2 separate regions of the Homo sapiens genome follow, and region 1 is linked to region 2. A link is a contact called in ENCODE Hi-C or POLR2A ChIA-PET data. All regions are on one chromosome and are shown on one strand. The core of a region is the stretch at or near the end of the contact, and the rest is flanking DNA. Distances in the headings are between cores, read along the strand shown.

Region 1 (2,700 bases), core at 96-2,595, 1.7 Mb before region 2:
TTTCCTGACCTTGTGATCCACCCGCCTCGGCCTCCCAAGGTGCTGGGATTACAGGCGTGAGCCACTGCGCCCTGCCGAGAAACACGTTTTTAAGGGGTGCTAAACAAATGCTTTGTTTTGGACAAGGTAAATTTGAGATGTTTCTTAAACAAAGTCCAAGTGGATCTGGAGCTCTGGAGTATAGTCAAAGCCTGAGTTAAAAATGCTAGGAATTCCTAGCATGAGGTTGGCTTTTAACTCTATGGAGGGGCACGGTGAGACTACAGGGTGAAATGAACATCATGTGGCATCTCAGAGGAAAATCCCCTCTTTTTCCCCATCTCTTCCTCTACAACCTACACTCACCTCGGGATGTGATTCACTCAGACTCTAGGCCCACGTCCTCCCCTTGGTCCCCTGCCTCTTCAGTCTTTCTCCTCCCCTCACCCTTCCCCTCAGTTGGTGTTACAAAAGTTCAAGTAACCGGGGAAGAGAGAATTTTCCTGAGAAAGGAAAAAGGTGGCAAAGGTAGGTAGGGAGGTGGTGGGGCTGGTTCTTGGAAAATTCTCTTTGACTGTAAAAGGGGAAACAAAAGCAGCACACAATCCAGTTAGTACCAGTGCACATACTAATACTTTTTGACCTGTCACACTTTTATTGTGGTTGTTTCTGATGAGCTGCCCCTGGAATTTTCTTGAAAGCAAGAAAAATTCCTATGTTCCTAGGGAATTCCACCATTACGTTAAACCAGAGAGAGCTTAACAAAATATATTTGTTGGATAAATTGCCTTTTCATCAAAAGTACTAAATTACCTGTGTATTTATTCAATATTTAATAATTCAACAGCAGTGGAGTAAATGTTTACTGAGCCAGTACAGTATATTTGTGGATGTGTGCACATGCGTGTGTGTGTGCGTGACTTGAACACTCATAAGTAGACTCCTACATTGTGGAAGCAATGATATTTGGGAGTAGAAGAAGAATCCTGTCTGATTAAACCATCTCTTCATTGTTTAAGTGTTGGCACCCTTTACTGGTAAGTACTTGTTTTTCAATAACAAGGATGGGATGTTGGAATGAAGCTCTGGCAATCCCTGGTAATGAAACTGAAGAGCAAACGTGGCTTCCCCCTCAGATATTTTTGGCAATTAATTCACTTATATCCAACCTCTAACAGATGTAGCACTTGGGGGGAAAGAATAACTTCCTTCGTGCCTAGATTCCTTATCTTCTCATAATTAAATCATAAACAAAATAAAAGATGAAATGAAATATACATCATTGCCTTAAGAAGAAATAGAAATGCAAATGAAACGGCACAATCTGTGGATTGACAGACTCACCAGGAGTTCGCATCTGGGACTTGGCTGGCTTCCAGAGTATTTGCTTGTTCATTTCCTTACCCTCTCCTCCCTCCTCTTTCAGTCTCATTGCTTTGCCCTGACTTGAGTCCCTCTGCTCTTTCTTATCTTGCCCTGGATGGCTATTTCTCTTTCTTTTGTACGATGAGTATTTTCACATTTCCTTAGGACAGTACTGCAAAATAAGGTCAGGTTATAAAAAGAAATTATATATTCTGCTGGCAAAATAACAAATTGACAAGTCAACGAGGGCCTAGGCAAATTGATTTTTGAAAAAAACGATATGGACAATGTAGTACCTTTCTTTTAGGAAACACTACACTGCATGTTCTTCACTTTGGGGACTATTTAGAGACCCAAAGACATATGATAGTTTGAAATAGGATAGGTTTTACTCACAGCTGGGGACCAAGTGCCACAGGCTCTAAAATAAGTTTTCTACTTCCTCTACCTCAGTGACTAAAATTTCTACTTGAGGACAATATTAGTAATGCTGTATACTTCATTGGTGTTGCTGATTCTATTATTATAAATATAGTTTTAAACTACACATTTGTATGTCTTTGTTCGGCTCACTACTGCTCTTTTTTTTTGAGATGGGGTCTTGCTCTGTTGCCCAGGCTGGAGTGCAGTGGTGTGATCTTGGCTCACTGCAACCTCCGCCTCCTGGTTCAAGCAATTCTCCTGTCTCAGCCTCCCGAGTAACTGGGATTACAGGCACGTGCCACCACACTTGATACATTTTTGTATTTTTAGTAGAGATGGGGTTTTGCCATATTGGCCGGTCTGGTTTCGAACTCCTGACCTCAGGTGATCCGACCACCTCTTCCTCCCAAAGTGCTGGGATTACAGGCTTGAGCCACCGCACCCAGCCTCCACTACTGCTTTGAAGTGCCCTCCTTTTGTGCCACACACTGAACTAAAGCACGATGACACTATCTTTCCTGGTTCTCATAAAACCCTGGGAGGAAGGCATTGCTATGCCTGTTTAACAGATGAGGCGTCTGAGTATTGGAGAAAACTCATCTAACTCTTCTTATGTGTAGCAGAGCTAGGAGTTCTGATTGGACCCTCCTGGCATTCTAGCCCAGTTGAGGTCTGACTATTTTAGTGATTTGTTGGGGGATCCTCCTAAGCATAGGTGTATGCTTGCCAAAATAGCCCTCTGTGAGCCTTGGCTTATTCATCCGACTAGCTTTATTAGAGAACCGGATCTCAAGGAGGTGGGTGGGAGGTAGGTGAGAACTCTGGGAGATGGAAAGGGAGAAGGAACAGAAGCAGGCTCTGCAGGGAGGGCCAAATCCGTGCCCTGGCTGGTCACAATGCACCCAGCCCCTCCTAGCATGTAGATGGGAGTGG
Region 2 (2,700 bases), core at 8-2,507:
ATTCACGCGCGGCCTCGGCCGCTGAGGCCGGGGCGTCCCCGGGCAGAAGCACCGGCGGCAGCTGAGCCGCTGCGCGCCGCCCGCCTGCTTCCCTCCCCGCCAGCCTCCCTCTCTGCCGCCGCCACGGCCTGGCAGCCAGTGCCACACAGCGACCCCCGAGGGCTGGCCGCGGCACTGCGCCTGGCTCCACACCGCCCCGGCAGATCCTCGCGGGGAACAATAGACTCGACTCGCCGGGCTTAGGGTTCGTCTGCAATGTGCCGCACATTTCACACGCACACAAAGCCGGCGGAAAGGGGGGCGGTGCGGGGAAACGGCCACTACCGGTTGTTCCAGGGTTAGGGGTGGAGGCGATGTTCGCGTCCCCGGCCCGGCTGTTGGAAGGGCCGCCTCGGAGTCCCCGCCCGCCCGACAGAACCGGTGTGGCGCTCTGAAGGGAAAGGAAGCTCACCGGGGTAGCCCCTCACGCTACGCAACATTCACAGATCGGAATAAAGTCAATTTGTTACCTTCTGTTTTTGTAAAATCTAAAGGAATCGGCTTTTATGAGCCGTATGCTAGTATTTTGGGGCCTGGTTAGCACATTTTCTATGAATTATCCACACGCTAACTTTAGCAAACTATACGTTAAATACAATGTGAACTGTCTGTCCTAGTTCTGTGGAAATAGAGTAATGCTCTTAATTCATCTTGCCGCTGGTTGGCTTCACATATCAAACTGGAGTATTCTATGAGCAAAGTTATGCAAACTAACTAAACTGGTTGGGAAGCAATCTATCGAACTTCGACAATAATAATTAAGGTTTACATTTTTATAGTAAGGTCTCTTCAAGATTGCTGCGTTTAAAATAAATACCGAATAAAACGTTTTTCCTTGCTTTCAAATGTCTTAAATGTAATCCTCGTTTAAAATATTTTGAAGGTTAAAAAAACCCTTTGCTTAAATGAGTCAAAACATCTCAACAAATACTACCACCTAAATTTGCATTTACGAGGGGTGTTGGAGCCGGCTCTTTGCTACAAATGTTAATTAAGATTACAGTACGTGAAACGTATTATTATTCCCATTTTAGTGACGGCCACCACGGGCAAAGTCACTGCCTAACCCAAGGTCACAGGGTAGTAGGGGTCTGGATGGGTTATTTCAGGTAGTCGTTCCAATGGGAACATTGCTTTGGAGGTGAAAAATTATGTAATATAGTGCAGCTTGCTTCCGGTGCTCACTCTAGGAAACGGACTTATTTCCCAACTAAAGTTTGTCTCTTAAGTGGGGTCGGAATAAGGTTGTGGCTAGGAAGATCCTGACAACCCAGGGCCAGTGAGTGTCTCGGAAGCCTGTGAGGGGCGGAGACCCGGCCCGGGGAGGTGGAGAAGCTCGCCGGCCGCGGAAGACTAGGGGTGAGGCTGCTGCGAGGAAGACCCGGTCAGCTGTCCCTTCCCCCATCGGTCCTCTTAGGGGAAGTGGAGATGTGGGCCTCGGAGCTGCGTGGCCCGGGCTGTGCGGATTCCCTAAACGCCGCACTTGCGCACAGCCCCTTACGTAACCGTCAGTGCCGGGGATTCCCTGGAGGGGGTCATTCTATTCAACCATTATACACACCCCGGGCTCCTGCCGCCGCGCCGCCGCCGCCTCACAAAATGGCGGCGCCCATAGAGGAGACCGCGGCCGCCTCCCCGGCCCCATTTTGTGGGAGGCGAGAGATCTGTCAACATGGAAAACCTCTGCTGAGGATGCATCCGAGTTTGGAAACCCCACTTAAGGGATGGAGCCTGGGGGATCACATTAAACGGAAAATGCCAACGACTTCTACCACCTCTACGCGTTTTTAGTTTTTCATTTTCTCGAAGGAAGCGCCAGAAGCCTGTGGAGTAATTGTAACTAGAGGGAGAACGGAAAGCTGAGGTGACTGCTCCGGGGACTTGGCGCGGCGCCTTGGTGGCTTTGGTTGCTCTTCCACGCTCCCGGCAGCTGACCAGAATCTCTTGGAGGGTCTCCTGGGCCACCTCGGCCGCGCCAGTCGTGCAGTGAGACTTCTGTAGTTTTAAAATGCCACAGTCCACGGCCCGGTCGGCACCGCTCGCCTGAATCGTGGGCTTTGGGAACCTTGGAGGCTGCTGCTCCAGGAACTCGCGGTCGGCCGGGAGCCGGGGAGCTTCGTTGCTGGGAGCGGGCGGTATTCGCGGACTCCGGCGGCCCTGGCGGGTCGCGGCCGGGATCCGAGCCGGGGATGACGATGCTGATGGAGCTGATGGGGCAAGAGTGGGAACGGAGGCACGTACACTGAAATTTAAGTCATCCAAGTTGGGACTTAAGATAGCAGGTTAATATTGTCTCAGGCGAGACTTAGAACGTCTTTTCTGGTATCCCAGTCTGCAGTGGGCAAATCTATTGTCTTTATTTCTCATTTAAGGGCAGAATGGAGGGATGACATATTTTTACTTTTCAAGAGGCGGTTGCCACTTTTAAGTCACTGTTGTGTGTGTGTGTGTACATACACAAACATACGATAGTGTGTTTTCAGAGCAAGTATCAAAGGCTAAAGACTTGGAGTGATACTAGTGTTTAAAAGCCTTTTTAAAAAAATTAAGATGTGATGAGAAACTGGAGAATTGACTTTTAAAAATTTCTTTTCTGTAGAAGAGGCTATCTTCAAAATGGAGTCCTAAAGTATATCTGATGGATAGAATTTAAATTCTTAA

What was found. A loop is a pair of places that touch in the nucleus more often than their neighbours do. ChIA-PET counts read pairs that join two places held with the same protein, here RNA polymerase II (POLR2A). Pooled maps may share reads with other maps.
Region 1: a loop to region 2 is called in a pooled map, with 3 times the contacts of the local background. The contact joins the enhancer-like site here to the promoter of LINC00938 in region 2. A Hi-C loop is called at or near these places in 3 of 50 pooled maps. POLR2A ChIA-PET finds 5 or more read pairs at or near these places in 2 of 52 experiments (OCI-LY7 and activated B cell).

Annotation. Positions count from the first base shown.
Region 1 is chr12:47,391,917-47,394,616 of GRCh38, reverse strand. No RefSeq gene overlaps it. Among named protein-coding and RNA genes, the nearest start is that of LINC02156, 22 kb to the left of the region's middle. Within about 2 kb of position 1,345, at least 14 of the 41 ENCODE cell types and tissues checked have a DNase peak (open chromatin) inside an H3K27ac peak, as active enhancers do.
Region 2 is chr12:45,726,478-45,729,177 of GRCh38, reverse strand. It overlaps LINC00938 (long intergenic non-protein coding RNA 938), which reads left to right and starts at 1,257. Exons shown (of 1, transcript NR_028408.1): 1 at 1,257-2,700. RefSeq lists a silencer at 1-191 and enhancers at 704-1,666, 1,242-1,961, 1,667-2,629.